Regions from separate parts of the Homo sapiens genome. Here region 1 is linked to region 2. A link is an interaction called in ENCODE POLR2A ChIA-PET data of the cell type or tissue named here. Cell type or tissue: PC-9. All regions are shown on one strand. Links, peaks and the distances in the headings refer to the core of each region. The heading gives the core; the rest is flanking DNA.

Region 1 (8,064 bases), core at 1,548-5,547, 160 kb before region 2:
TGATTCTCCTGCCTCAGCCTCCCCAGTAGCTGGGATTACAGGCACCCTCCACCATACCCGGCTGATTTTTGTATTTTTAGTAGAGACGGGGGTTTTGCCATGTAGGCCAGGCTGGTCTTGAACTCCTGACCTCAAGTGATCCACCCACCTCAACCTGCCAAAGTGCTGGGATTACAGGTGTAAGCCACCGCACCTGGCCAATAAATTTTTTTAAGAGATAGGGTCTTGCCCTATTGCCCAGGCTAAAGCTGGGCTGTTGCCCATTTCCTCCGTACTTCCTGATGCTCCTGTCTTTTGCTCTGGGGGCCAGGCCAAGTGCAGCTCACTGCAGCCTTGATCTCCAAGGCTCAAGAGATCCTCTTGCCTCAACCTCCCAAGTAGCTGGGACTACAGGCACACAACACCATGCCTGGCTAATTTTTGTGTTTTTTGTAGAGGTGAGGTTTCACTATGTTGACCAGGCTGGTCTTGAGCTTCTGGGCTGAAGCAATCCTCCTGCCTCTGCCTCCCAAAGTGCTGGATTACAGGTGTGAGCCGCTGCGCCTGGCCAAAAAAAAATTTAAATGCTCCTCTGGCCCCACTAAATTGATTGTACATCTTGGCTGCTCCCTGCAGTGTGGACATTCCCTAGAGAACTTGATCATTCTTTTGGGCAAGTTTTTTATTTTCTCATTCCACTTTATTTATTTATTTTTATTTGTATTTTTATTTTTTTTTGAGACAGAGTCTTACTCTGTTACCCAGGCTGGAGTGCAGTCTCCAGCTCTCCAGTGCGATCTCAGCTCACCGCAACCTCTGCCTCCCGGGTTCAAGCGATTCTCCTGTCTCAGCCTCCCAAGGAGCAGGGATTACTGGCATGTGCCACCACGCCCGGCTAATTTTTGTATTTTTAGTAGAGACGGGGTTTCACCATGTTGGCGAGGCTGGTCTCAAACTCCTGACCTCATGATCCACCCACCTCAGCCTCCCAAAGTGCTGGGATTACAGGCGTGAGCCACCATGCCCGGCCTGGAAAAAGGTATTTTGAAGCATAGTGCTGGCGAGCATGACATGCCTACAGAGGCCCTGCTCATCCCAGGCCTGCCAGTTTGTGCCCCGGGTTAGAGTTCTACTAAAACAATCTAAATTCTCACAGTACATGTTAATAACCTGAGAACCAAAGATAAAAATCCGTCTGTCTCAAGACGTGTAAAATTTCATAGAAGGCCAACAGAATCAGAGATACAATAATGTTCACAATAAATTCTTTAGACAATTTAATCCAAAGAACCAAATAAAAACACTGTCATTGCAATTTTAAAAGGCTCGTAGGCACATAGTATGCATATCAGAATTTCTGTTGAACATTGAATGCTGGGTTTTGTTGGGAGGTGGCAGCTATCATTAAAATAGAAAAGTACTAGGAGCTGACTTGATCTGGGCAGTAACACAAAATTAAACAAATGTATCTACGTTTAAAAAAAGATTCAAATTCAAACTTGGAAGGATACATTATCTGAAAATAAAAAATGTTTCTAGCTGGCAGGGAGGTAGAAGAGAGCCCTGAAAATAATTGTCTAACACCTGGATTCTAGACCAGCTCTTCCTAAAGCAGCCCATATATTAGTCATGGTTTCTCTTCTGAAAAATAGGGGTTGGGACCAAAAGGCCTTCCATGTCCCTTCTAGATCTAAGCATCTCTCACTCTAAAACAGAAATTGCAGGCTGGGTGCAGTGGCTCACGTCTGTAATCCTAGCATTTTAGGAGGCCAAAGCAAGCAAATCACCTGACCTCAGGAGTTCAATACCAAGACAATGTGATAAATACAAAAAATTAGCCAGGCATGGTGGTGCATGCCTGTAATACCAGCTACTTGGGAGGCTGAGGCACGAGAATCGCTTGAACCCAGGAGGCCGAAGTTGTAGTGAGCTGACATTGCACCTCTGCACCCCACCTTGGGAGACAGAGTAAGACTCTCTCAAAACAAACAAACAAACATATAAAAATTTAAAAATATATATATATACAAAATTAGCCAGGCATGGTGGCCCATGCCTGTAATCCCAGCTACTCGGGAGGCAGAAGCAAGAGAATCAATGGAACCTGGGAGGTGGAGGTTGCGCTGAGCCAAGATTGCACCATTGCACTCCAGCCTGAGCAACAAGAGTGAAACTCCATCTCAAAAAGTAATTAATTAATTAATTAATTAATTAAATTAAAAAGTGAAGCAGAAATTGCAAACCGGTGGCCCACTGGCCAGATAAAATCCGTCCAAGTTTTGTTTGCCCTGCATGGAGTTTTTGTTTTTTTCTAACTGAATATAAATGCCTCTAAATTGAGGCCCTCCGGTTTGCCACAATTACTGCTGTTCCTTATTGCCTTGCCCCAGCCTGCTTCCCACTTTGCCATCACCTGCTTGGCCCCTGAAGGACTCGGGCTTGGGACTGCCGTGCTATGGGGCTAAGAGATTTCCAGCACTGCACTTGTTCCCATTACCACTTAAACCCTACTGAAAGATGATCTCAATTTACTTTGGTTTCTACCTGCGTTGCTGAGCAAATTTCACAGCTTTACAATTTGGACAGGGGTGGGCACCCTGTAGAGTACTATCATTCCTATTATACAGGACACTAATAGCTCAAAATACAAAAGAGACTTGTTCAAAGTCACAGAGTTAGTAAGTCAGAGAGTTAAAATAATTTCTGTTTGCCAAGGAAAGTTTCAATTTGAAAAATCTGGAAATATACAAACCAAAAGCAAATTTCATATATACATGATTATAATTAATATTTATGGCATACATCATGTTTAATTGCAGAAATGTAATCATTTATATATTCACCATTTTGTATATATTTGCTTTTTTTTTTTTAAGAGATGTGGGTCTCACTCTGTTGCCCAGGTTGGAAATAAGTGGCTATTCACAGGCGTGATCATAACACGGCACAGCCTTGAACTGCTGTGCGTGCAAGTGGTCCTCTTGCCTCAGCCTCCCGAGTATCTGGGACTATAGGTGTGCAACGCCATGCCCAGCTTTTATGTTGCATATATTTGGATGTAGTCACTTAGGCTATTATTGTAGGGTAGTGGCTTTTTGTTATTGTGGTAAAATAATGGTTAAAGTTTACCATTTTAACCCTTTTCAAGTGTACAGTTCAGCGGCATTAAGTCTATTTACATTATTTTCAACTCTCACCAACATTCATCTCCAGAACTTTTTCATCTTGTAAAACTGAGACTCCGAAACATTGAACCATGACTCCCTCTAGCCCCTGCCCCAGCCTTTCTGTCTCTATGAATTTGCCTGCTCTGGGTACCTCATACTAATAGAATTCTATAGTAATTCTCCTTTTGAAACTGGCTTATTTCCCTTAGCTTAACGGATGAACCCCGAAGACATTATGCTAAAGGAAATAGACCAGTCATGGCTTTAAATTCTGACTGTGATTTTATCGCAGCAAAGGTGTGTGTTAAAAATGGCTATGAACTTTGTAGATGCCTAGCAAGAGAGCATGGAATGTGAATGACCCAGCCCGGAAGACTTCCTTCTGCATGAAATACCCAAACATACAAGTAGCCTTTATGAGCGAAACTAAAAAAAGGATTTCTGAGCACAGGCTCCTGGCACATAAAGCTCAGAATAGCTGAGCTTCACTTACCAACTATAACAGCACAAAATGTCACGCCGGGAATATTGAATGTGGGAGTTCAGTGCTCAAGGAAAAAAATCGCTCACCTAATTTAAGGAAACCCTAAATGAATCAATTTTTTTTTGTTGTTAAAAACTCTGTATTGCAACAGTCCCATCTGGTGCTAACTATATTTGCTTAGAGAAAGCAGTACCACAAAAGAAAGGTTATTTAGAGCATGCAATGGTTTCTGGATGGTTCTTCCATCTACTAGAGAACATGACAGAGACCTAAGAAATTGACCCTAAATATGGACATAAATTTGTGTAAACGTAAGGTTAGAAACATCACATTCTGGGCCGGGTGTGGTGGCTCACAGCTGTAATCCCAGCACTTTGGGAAGCCAAGGTGGGTGGATCACTTGAAGCCAGGAGTTGGAGACCAGCCTGGCCAACATGGTGAAACTCTCTACAAAAAATACAAAATACAAAATACAAAAATTAGCCAGGCGTGGTGACGCATGCCTGTAGTCCCAGCTACTTGGGAGGCTTCGATCACTTGGACCCAGGAGACAGAGGCTGCAATGAGTCTAGATCAAGCCATTACACAAGACCCTGTCAAAAAACAAACAAACAAACAAAAAAACAAACGGGCACAGTGGCTCATGCCTGTAATCCCAGCACTTTGGGAGGCCGACGCGGGCGGATCACAAGGTCAGGAGTTCGACACTCCTGACCAGGAGCCCAGCCAATATGGTGAAGCCCCTGTCTCTACTAAAAATACAAAAATTAGCTGGGCATGGTGGTGTGCACCTATAGTCCCAGCTACTCAGGAGGTTGAAGCAGGAGAATCACTGGAACCTGGGAGGCGGAGGTTGCAGTGAGCTGAGATTGTGCCACTGCACTCCAGCCTGGGCGACAGAGCGAGACTCCACCTAAAAAAAATAAAAATAAAAAAAGAAATATCACCTTCTGGGTCAAGAAGATAATCAGATTCGTTTTACCTTATACCAGAAGCCCTTGCTTCTGTACTGTCCGTCTCCTTGTAAGATGGTCACCCTGGGAAATTGGCAGGATAGCCTGTCCTACCTTGTGAGGGTATTTAAATGACGGCAGACTTGATTTCAGGAGAGTGACCAAAATATAGGTTAGTTTCCTGCTGTCCACATCACAAGAGAGGAGTCTGATGGGAAACAGAACGCAGCCTGCTGGGCTTTACCAGGAAACACACGCTGTTCATCTCTCAGGACCCAGCCTCCTGCCCGTATCCACACACCAGCTCTGCTCAAGTGATCCTCCTGCCTCAGCCTCCAGAGTAGCTGGGATTATAGGTGGGCAACACCGTGCCTGGTTTTTATTTTGCATATATTTGGATATAGTAACTTAGGTTTTAACTGTAGCCTCGGTCAAGCTGTATAACCCCTCTGTGCCTCAGTTTCCTCATCTGTGCAGAAGTGGAGCAGCAACAGAATCTCTGTCAGAGGACTGCTATTGTGGGGATCCAGTGATGAGTGTATCTGAAGCAACAAGGCCACCAAACCACAGCTGCCGCCGGGCACTGGCTGACGCTTTAGGAGTCTCCCAGAGTGGATGATGAGCAAGGGCCATGCTCTACATTTCGTGTGATTTGAAGTTTTTTTAAATCATGTCCCCAAAGCGATATGTTCTCTCACTAGACCCTCCAGAAGAAAAAACAAAACAAAACAGAATCTAATATGTTTAACACCTAACCCCAGGTACCTGTGAACGAGACCTTATTTGAAAATAGGGTTATTGCAGATTTAATTGAGTTACAATGTGGTCATGCTGGAATAGGGCAGGTCTTCAATTAAATATGTCTGGTGTCCTTATAAGAAGAGACACAGAGGCCGGGTGCGGTGGCGAGGTGGCTCACACCTGTAATCCCAACACTTTGGGAGGCCAAGGCGGGTGGATCATCTGAGGTCAGGAGTTCAAGACCAGCCTGGCCAAAATGGTGAAACCCCATCTCTACTAAAAATACAAAAATTAGCCAGGCGTGGTGGCGGGCGCCTGCAATCCCAGCTACTGAGGAGGCTGAGGCAGGAGAATCACTTGAACCTGGGAGGCAGAGGTTGCGGTGAGCCGAGATCGCATCACTGCACTCCAGCCTGGGCAACAAGCACGACACTCCATCTCAAAAAAAAAAAAAAAAAAAAAAAAGAGAGAGAGACACAGAGAGGAAAACGCCAAGTGAAGATACTTTACGCAAGGGCAATGAAACCAAGTGATGACAGAGGCGGATTTGGAGCTCTATGGCTGCAAGCTGAGAAACGCCAAAGACTGCCGGCAGCCACCAGATGCTGGAGAGTGCATGCAGTGGCCAACCCAAGGATTTTGTACCCTCTGGACTATGGAACTGTGAAAAAATGAATTTCTTTTTTTTTTTTTTTGAGACGGAATTTCACTCTGTCGCCCAGGCTGGAGTGCCGTGGCGTGATATCAGCTCACTGCACTCCAAGGTTCAAGCGATTCTCATGCCTCAGCCTCCCGAGTAGCTGGCATTACAGGCATCCACCACCACGCCTGGTTAATTTTTCTGTTTTTAGTAGAGATGGGGTTTCACCATGTTGGCCAGGCTGGTCTCAAACTCCTAAAGTGATCTGCCTGCCTCGGGCTCCCAAAGTGCTGAGATTACAGACATGAGCCACCGTGCCCAGCCAAAAACTAAAACTGAATTTCTGTTGTTTTAAGCCACACAGTTTCTGTTGCTTTGTTAACAATAGCCCTGGGAAACAATGTCTTAGCTGTTTAAATCCTCTAGGGCTGGCAGATAGAGGGCATGTGGTACATATCCATTGAATGAATGAATAAATGAGTAAAGATAAACACAGAGGTAAGGCAAGCAATGGGGAATAAATGATGGGGCAGATGTGGGTGCACACACACACCTGGAGGGGGAGAGCCCACACACACACCTGGAGGGGGACAGAGCACATGCACACCTGGAGGGGGACAGAGCCCACACACATACCTGGAGGGGGACAGAGCACATGCACACCTGGAGGGGGAGAGCCCAAACACACACCTGGAGGGGGACAGAGCACAGACACACCTGGAGGGGAATAGTGCATACCCACACCTGGAGGGGGGACACAGCACATGCACACCTGGAGGGGGACAGTGCCCACACACACCTGGAGGGGGACAGAGCCTACATACACACCTGGAGGGGGACAGAGCACACGCACACCTGGAGGGGAACACTGCACACCCATACCTGGAGGGAGACAGAGCCCACGCACACCTGGAGGGGGAGAGTACATGCACACCTGGAGGGGGACAGAGCCCATGCACACCTGGAGGGGGAGAGTACATGCACACCTGGAGGGGGACAGAGCCCAAGCACACCTGGAGGGGATACAGCCCACGCACACCTGGAGGGGGACAGAGCACACGTACACCTGGAGGGGGAGAGCACAAGCACACCTGGAGGGGGAGAGCACACGCGCACCTGGAGGGGAACACAGCACACGCACACCTGGAGGGGGACAGAGCACACGTACACCTGGAGGGGAGAGCACACGCACACCTGGAGGGGGAGAGCACACACACACCTGGAGGGGGACAGTGCACACGTACACCTGGAGGGGGAGAACACACGCACACCTGGAAGGGGAGAGCACACACACACACATGGATAGGGAGTCACTCGTTCTTTTCTATGAGCATTCAGTCCCCAACTTTGGGTCTAAAAGGTCAGCTGAAACTTGGCTCCTGGAAAATCTATCATGTCGGTATGTCCCAGAGTACAAGGGCTTCCGACTGTCCAAGGAACCAGAAATCTGAATTTTTAGGTGAAATCTTCCATGTTTTTCTTTTCTTTTTTTGAGACGGAGTCTCACACTGGCGCCCAGGCTATAGTGCAATGGCACGATCTTGGCTCACTGCAAGCTCAGCCTCCCGGATTCAAGCGATTCTCCTGCCTCAGCCTCCCGAGTAGCTGGGATTACAGGCACCCGCCACCACGCCCGGCTAATTTTTTGTATTTTTAGTAGAGATGGCGTTTCACCGTGTTAGCCAGGAAGGTCTCAATCTCCTGACCTCCACCCACCTTAGCCTCCCAAAGTGCTGCAATTACAGGTGTGAGCCACAATGCCCGGCCTAAAATCTTTCATATTTTTCAATGCTGTCTTACAAAAGAAGTCCCCACTCTGGGGTCCATTTGCATCTCCAGTGTCTGGCGCCCCCCGGGCAGGATATGCAGTGGCTAATGAAAATCTGTAGCATAAAGGAAAACGCATCCTCACAGGTCTGAAGACAGCACACCTGAGTGGATCTTCTGGGATAGTGTTAGCTATCAGGGTTATGACTTGGATCCTGCCTCCCCTCATGTGAAACTTTCAAAAGCACTGGAGTAAAGGAAATCCAGCTGAGGGAAGAGAGGCAAATCCCTGGGACCCAGATGCACCACACAGGACTATTAGTCCCTAGTCAG
Region 2 (8,064 bases), core at 2,431-6,430:
TATCCAGCAATAGTGAGAGTCCCTGTTTTCTTCACATTCTTTCTAACAATTAATAATTATTTTATTATTTAAAGCTTTCCTAGCAGGTATGAAGTAGTACCTCATGCTTTTGATTTGCATTTCTTTAATGACCAATGATATTGGGCATCTTTTCATGTGTTTCTTGGCCATACGTATAGCTTTTTTTTTTTTTTTTTTTTTGAGACTGAGTTTTGCTCTTGTTACACAGGCTGGAGTGCAATGGTGCGATCTCAGCTCACCGCAACCTCTACCTCCCAGGTTTAAGTGATTCTCCTACCTCAGCCTCCTGGCCTCCTGAGTAGCTGGGATTACAGGCATGCACCACCACAGCCAGCTAATTTTGTATTTTTAGCAGAGACGGGTTTTCTCCATGTTGGTCAGGCTGGTCTCGAACTCCTCACCTCAGGAGATCCGCCCACCTCTGCCTCCCAAAGTATTGGGATTACAGGTGTGAGCTACCGCGCCCAGCCGTTGTATAGCTTTTTTAAAGAAATATCTATTGAAGGTGCCGATTTTAAAATTAGGTTGTCAGGCCGGGCACCTCAGGAGGCTGAGGCAGGAGAATCGCTTGAACCCAGGAGGGGGAGGTTGCAGTGAGCCGAGATCGCACCGCTGCATTCCAGCATGGCGACAGAGCAACACTGCATCTCAAAAAAGAAAAAAAAAATTAGCCAAATGTGGTGGCACATGCCTGTATTCCCAGCTACTTGGGAGGCTGTGGTGGGAGGATTGCTTGATCCTGGGAGGCAGAGCCAAGATTGCTCCACTGCACTCCAGCCTGGGTGACAGAGTAAGACCTTGCCTCAAAAAACAAGTAAATAAAAGACTGACATTCCTATTTATGTAGATAAGTTCATTTTTTCTCATTGTACTGTATTTACCAAATAAATTTAAGACAAAAATGCCCTTTTTTATAGAGTAACACAGCATCTGGTGGAATGACACGACGAAATACTTATGTTTGCAGTGAGAGAACTACAGCTGATAGACACTCAGTGATTCAGAATGGCAAAGAAAACAGGTAGGAGATTCTACCTGTTTGTAAGAAAAGTTGTTTTTCCCAAGAGAAATGGAAGCATGTTATTTACTGCTTTGTTCTTATAATCATTTTCAAATTAAAACTGTAAGTATTCTCTGAAGGTAAGTTAAATTTGTATACTAATTTTTAGCAAGATACTAGAATTCTAAATTCTTTTTGTTGTCCAGAGCATCATCCTCCTGCCTGGCTGTGTATGATGATTAAAAGGCTTGAGTTAAACCCAGGGGGTTTCCTAGAGGAAGTAGATAGTAAGCTGTGGTTATGTTGTAGAACAGTGAATAAGGAAATGGAGATTGTCTTGTGCTCATTAATAACTTGAACAAAAGCCGAAAGTGGGGGAAGATAAGGACGTGAGGCAGAGAGTCATACCTCAGGAGAATGTACAGCACCAGGTAGCATTAAAGGTCCGCAGTTTACCAAAGGGTCCAGATGGCTGAGTCTAAATAGAAACACTGGAGAAGCCAAGAGAAGTGGAAAGTCCAGCCTTCTGAATGCTTTTAATTTGGCTACATAGCAAGCATACATAGGATGAGCGTGACTTTAAAAAGACAATGATGTTACATGTCAATAAGGAGAGCATCCTATCATGCACATGATTTTCTTGGGGTTTTGAAATAAAATAAGTAGAGTCAGTAAAATGGGATTGGATAGGTGTAGAGACTCTGAGGTGGGGTTAGTCTGGGTGGAGAGAAAAGAGAAGTTAGATTGGTAGAGAATAGCTAAATATGCTATATTCTGTTCAGAACAAATTTCCCAGGCTGGCATGGATTTTCCTTCTTTGTTTTTGGAAGAGCAGTAAGTGTACATCATTCTTTTAACTTGAACATTGTTTGCATCAGAATTGTTCTGACATTTACTTTCTGCAGTTACGGTGTGAGGTTCTGTTTCTTAATCCTAACCTATGTTTGATCTCATTAGTCAAACAAAATGTTTGATCACTACATTTTGTGACAGCCTAATCAAAAATTCTCTCCTCCTTCATCCTTAGTTCCAAACTGCTTATCACTTCCCTGTTCCATAGGCCACTTAGGATTGAGTTGATATGAGGAGTAACATTTGTTCTGTAAGATTATGGTTATTATTCGTTGAATTTTTAGCAATATTTACATTCTCTTGTTCTCTTTTATGACTCGTGTGTGTGTGTGTGTGTGTTTCAACATTGTCTTTTCTTATGATTAAAAACTACTAAGAACTTGAGTATAGCAGCTGGGGTAGATAGTTTACAGATAATGATTGATATAGGTATTTCTTTTTTTTTTTTTTTTTTTTTTTTTTTGAGACAGAGTCTCACTCTGTCACCCAGGCTGGAGTGCAGTGGCCTGATCTCGGCTCACTGCAAGCTCCGCCTCCCGGGTTCACGCCATTCTCCTGCCTCAGCCTCCCGAGTAGCTGGGACTACAGGCGCCTGCCACCACTCCCAGGTAATTTTTTGTATTTTTAGTAGAGACGGGGTTTCACCATGTTAGCCAGGATGGTCTCGATCTCCTGACCTTGTGATCCACCCACCTCGGCCTCCCAAAGTGCTGGGATTACAGGCGTGAGCCACCGTACCCAGCCAGGTATTTCTTAATAGTAGTCTACTCTCTGGTAGATTTGTATTATAGTTCAGTTCTTAACTTTCAAATTTCTTCTAGTTCAAAAGTGACTTAATAGAAAATATCAATAGAAGACTTAATTAGAAGTTTCTGGTGTTACAGATTGTAGTCTACAGGACTACAGAAATGTTTCATGGTCAGGCACAGTGGCTCACACCTGTAATCCCAGCACTCTGGGAGGCCAAGGCAGGTGGATCACTTGAGGTCAGGAGTTCGTGACCAGCCTGGCCAACATGGTGAAACCCCGTCTCTACTAAAAATACGAAAATTAACCATGTGTGGTGGCACGCGCCTGTAGTCCCAGCTACCAGGGAGACTGAGGCAGGAGAATTACTTGAACCCAGGAGGCAGAGTTTGCAGTGAGCTGAGATCGCGCCACTGCAGTCCAGCCTGGACAACAGAGCAAGACTCATCTAAAAAAAAAAAAAGTTGTTTCATTACCTTTACTACTTCTAAATTCTGAAAATGCACTACCCAGCTCCTTCTGAACTTTAGGATATGTGACTGTCTGAGGTGCAGAGTCAGTCTCCTCAAGGGTGTTAAGACTAAGATCTGCTCTCTGCTTCCATCCTGTGCTACACGTATCATACACCAGGCACATGCATATATGCCTGTGTCTTCTGATTCTCTTTTCCTAAAATTTTTCGTTTCACTCTTTGGAAATAATATTTAAGACTTCTTTAATTTCTTTGGCAATATTTCCTTTCTGCATTCCCCCTGGAGACACCTGCCTTGTTGGGGCCAACTCTTTCATATCCTGACCTGTCTCGTTGCTTCTCTTAGCATCAGTCATTGAAATACTTTGCTTCTGAAGGTGTCGTCTTTCTCTTTAGTCAAAGAGAGTCTCACCGCCAAACCTTAAAAGACAGGGCCCATTGTTTTAATAATATTTGGACTTTCCTTTCCTATCTTATAAATGAATTAAAAGACTGGAAAATTATTGGGTTTAACTTCTTTAGTTAAGGCACTAAATGTGACAGCTTTCCCTTAAAATTGATGCTTGAGTCTTCAGTGAGATACAATTAGCTTTCCCTGCACAGATGACTTCTTCGGCAAATTGTTCCTTTTCCCTCTCTTCACCCACCCATATATCTTATTTCTTCACTAATTTAAAATATGAGTGAGCTGTAGGATGCCTGGACCTATGTTAACTTCTGAAACAAACATGTTAAGTTCCAATTTTAGCCTTAAATATTTTCGACATTTAGCCTTAAATGTTTTCTTCTTTATATGAGTGTTCATACGGAATTTCAACATGAGAATAATGATGGCTGATTTTTTAAAAACTGTGTGAAGGTTTAAACCAGAGACTCCACATATCTTAAGCCCTTACTACCTTCAAAATCCTACTGTAAACAGGATATTTTAAAGGCTTACTAAATGCAAGGCTTTTTCTCGTCATAGGCAATATAATTAATTTTAATTATTTTTTCTTTTGAAAATTAGTTTTATTAATTGGTTCTTACTAGGCCAATCTTTGTTTTATCAGCTTTCCTGTGGGAACAATAAAGTTAATGACACAGGGAGCATAGGTTAGGGCCAGTTGTTACTTTGGCACAAACACCTGTGATTCGTTTTCTGAGACTAGTTTTAAACTGGTCGTGCTGAAGGCCAGCCCACTTTCTGCTGTAATTATTCTGCCTTCTGATGTTATTCTCGAAAAATGGCCAGATTCCAGGCGTGACTAATGGTTGGTGTAAACTAGGCATGAGAAGGTTTGATTACACCTTCAATTGTATGATTCTATCATGATGGTATAGGTTTGCAGTGAGTCTTAAACCACATAGCACTGACACGTAGTGAGTGCTCAAACAAATGTTAGCTTTCATTATTAATTATAGACTGTTCAGACAAGGTTATGCAGAATTTTCTTAGTTTGCACTGACTAAACCTAATCTTTCAAGTTAATAATGTTGCTAAACCACCTACATAGCAGAGACACTCTGCTCCTACGATTTCATATGCTTTAGATACCCGGACGACACTGTTTAGACTACTTCATTTAAAGACCCCAGAGAAGTGACGTGCTGGTGTTACAGTAATGCAAACAGAATCTTTTCTTTTTTTTTTTTCTTTTTTTCTTTTTTTTTCTGCGATGGAGTCTCGCTCTTTTACCCAGGCTAGAGTGCAATGGCACGATCTCGGGTCACTGCAACCTCCATCTCCCGGGTTCATGCAGTTCTTCTGCCTCAGCCTCCCAGTAGCTGGGATTACAGGCACACACCACCACACCTGGCTGATTTTTGTATTTTTAATAGAAATGGGGTTTCACTAGGCCAGGCTGGTCTCAAATTCCTGACTTCAAGTGATCCACCTGCCTTGGCCTCCCAAAGTGCTGTGATTACAGGCATGAGCCACTGCACCAGGCCCAGAATCTTTCAAATAAATTTTAGATATTGGATATTACTGTAAAGTTTCAAAATTGTGAAGTGGCTTATTATTTTATCCACTTTACCCTGCATCAAGTCACATAGAGATTGAGCAGAGAAGGATTGAGGACACTTAGCGTATGTATCTTTGGACTACATATAAAAGTTGCTTTTTTTAGGCTGGGCGCGGTGGCTCCCACCTGTAATCCCAGCATTTTAGGAGGCTGAGGCAGGTGGATCATGAGGTCAGGAGATCAAGACCATCCTGACCAACATGGTGAAACCCTGTCTAAAATTAATTAGCTGGGCGTGGTGGCATGCGCCTGTAGTCCCAGCTACTTGGGAAGCTGAGGCAGGAGAATCACTTGAACCCAGGAGGCAGAGGTTGCAGTGAGCCGAGATAGCGCCACTGCACTCCAGCCTGGCAACAGAGCAAGACTCTGTCTCAAAAACAAAAAAAAAGGGCTGAGCACAGTGGCTTACGCCTGTAATCCCAGCACTTTGCGAAGCTGAGGTGGGCGGATCACCTGAGGTCAGGAGTTTGAGACCAGCCTGACCAACATGGAGAAACCCCATCTCTACTAAAAATACAAAAAAAAAAAAAAAAATTAGCCAGGCATGGTGGCGCATGCCTATAATCCCAGCTACTTGGGAGGCCGAGGCAGGAGAATCGCTTGAACCCAGGAGGCAGAGGTTGCGGTGAGCCAAGATTGCACCATTGCACTCCAGCCTGGGCAACAAGAGCAAAACCCCATCTCAAAGAAAAAAAAAAAAGGCTGCTTTTTTTTTTTTTTTTTTTTTTTTAAGATGGATGGAGTCTTGCAGTGTGGCCCAGGCTGCAGTACAGTGGCTAGTCACAGACATGATCATAGTGTACTGTAGCCTTGAACTCCTGGGCTCAAATGATCCTCCTGTGTTGGCTTCTTGAGTAGCTGGGACTACAGGCATGGACCACCACACCTGGCTAATTTTTTATTTTTTGTAGAGATGAAGTCTTCCCATGTTACCCAGGCTGGTCTCAAATTCCTGGCCTCAAGGGATCCTCCAGTCTCAGCCTTCCAAAACACTAGGTTTACAGGCATGAGCCACCATGCCTGTCCTTGGACTATATTTTTAATTCTGCTTTTGCCCAGTCACTTGAGTATGCTTTTAATCAGCAGCCAATACATTTCTTATCAGAATGTTCTGATAGGGGCTAGAGGTCATAGCAACAAATTCAAAGTGCCTATCCTTTAGTAACCTTAAGTGGATTAATGTTTTAGAAAAGATAGTCAAGACTGGGCACAGTGGCTCACAAGCCCTGTCATCCCAGCACTTCGGGAGGCCTAGACAGGAAGATCACTTGAGGCCAAGAGTTCAAGGTCAGCCTGGACAAAGTAGCCTGAGACCCCCGTCTCTATAAAAATATATATATTTTTTAATTTTAAAAGATAGTCATGAATACAAAACAGTTGGGAAGATTAATAGGAACTCTCTTCATGCAACTTGAATTTTAAGAAAAACATTGCTATTTCTATCAATTAAGGTTTAAATGTAGACCAGGCATGATGGCTCACGCCACCATGTAATCCCAGCACTTTGGGAGGCCATGACAGGAGGATTGCTTGAACCCAGGAGTTCAAGACCAGCCTGGGCAACATGGTAAAATTCCATCTCTACCAAAAATACAAAAAAATTAGCTGGGTGCCAGGCACAGTGCCTCACACCTATAATCCCAGCACTTTGGGAGGCCGAGGCAAGTGCATCACCTGGGGTCGGGAGTTCAAGACCAGCCTGGCCAACATGGTGAAACCCCATCTCTACTAAAAATACAAAAATTAGCTAGGTGTGGTGGTACATGCCGGTAGTCCCAGCTATTTGGGAGGCTGAGGCAGGAGGATGGTTTGAGCCTGGGAGATGGAGGTTGTAGTGAGCCGAGATCACACCATTGTATTCCAGCCTGGACGGTAGAGCCAGACCCAGTCTCAAAAAAATAAAAATAAAAAAATTAATGTAATACAGCTACTATGAACCCACAAAAACTTTAAAAAAATTTTTTAATTATTAAAAAAATGTAATGCTGCTACTGTTTTGCTTATGTAGATTGTGGGCTAGAATAGGAAATAAAACTATCATTTTTAACACTTTTCTGGGGGGAAATATTATTCGAATTTCATAACAATTAGCTTGATGACCTTTTAGAATATATATGTAGACCATTGTGATGTTGGGGCTGCCTGTTGTAAATAGGATTTTTGTGAGCTTGATTGTACAAAATTGAAATTTGCAAACATCTTACTGAGTTTACTGTTTCCTTCTGGGTGTTAGGCCTACTGTAGAAATCAGAAAAATCGGAAATATTTTGTTGCTTGCTTTGTGAAACTCATGATGTGACATGGATTAAATTTCTAAAAAGTTTATTTAATTGCCTTTAAAATTAGTATGTCAAAAAGTTTATTTATTTATTTATTTATTTATTTTAATTTGAAACAGTCTCTCTCTGTCACCCAGACTGGAGTTTAGTGGCATGATCTCAGCTCACTGCAGCTACCACCCCCGGGTTTAAACGATTCTTATACCTCAGCCTCCTGAGTAGCTAGGATTACAGGGGCCCGCCACCACACCCAACTAATTTTTGTATTTTTAGTAGTGATGGGTTTTTGCCATGTTGGCCAGGCTGGTCTGGAACTCCTGGCCTCAAGCAATCCACCCGCCTCAGCCTCCCAAAGTGCTGGGATTACAGGCGTGGGCCACCACGCCCAGCCTCAAGTTAATAATTTATAATCCCAGCACTTTGGGAGGCCAAGACGGGCGGATTGCCTAAGCTCAGGAGTTCCAGACCAGCCTGGGCCATGACGAAACCCTATCTCTACAAAATTTTTTTTTTTAATTTATAATGAGAAAATAAATTTACATTTCCTTCTTAGGTCTCTAGAGGATCCATTTTTTTTCTGCAAAGCATCTGTCCACACCCTCTTACCATGCTTGTATGCCTTAAAGATCTAGCTTGGCCTGTCAGCAGTGTGCTTCATTGGGAATCGATGCAGCACCCTCCTGCCTG

The links. Peaks named below come from ENCODE experiments on the same cell type or tissue, not always from the same donor. Only the 100,000 strongest peaks of a DNase experiment are listed, where the experiment ranks them.
Region 1: POLR2A ChIA-PET joins it to region 2 with 13 read pairs; 7 of 35 experiments call an interaction of 5 or more read pairs at or near these places.

The regions. Positions count from the first base shown.
Region 1 is chr14:103,319,948-103,328,011 of GRCh38, forward strand. No RefSeq gene overlaps it. Among named protein-coding and RNA genes, the nearest start is that of EIF5, 10 kb to the right of the region's middle. In PC-9, for the core only: no CTCF peak of the experiment used is centred there; no DNase peak of the experiment used is centred there.
Region 2 is chr14:103,479,449-103,487,512 of GRCh38, forward strand. MARK3 (microtubule affinity regulating kinase 3) reads left to right here. Exons shown (of 18, transcript NM_001128918.3): 14 at 939-1,042. Among named protein-coding and RNA genes, the nearest start is that of CKB, 39 kb to the right of the region's middle. In PC-9, for the core only: no CTCF peak of the experiment used is centred there; a DNase peak (open chromatin) is centred at 4,313; H3K27ac peaks cover 1,307 bases.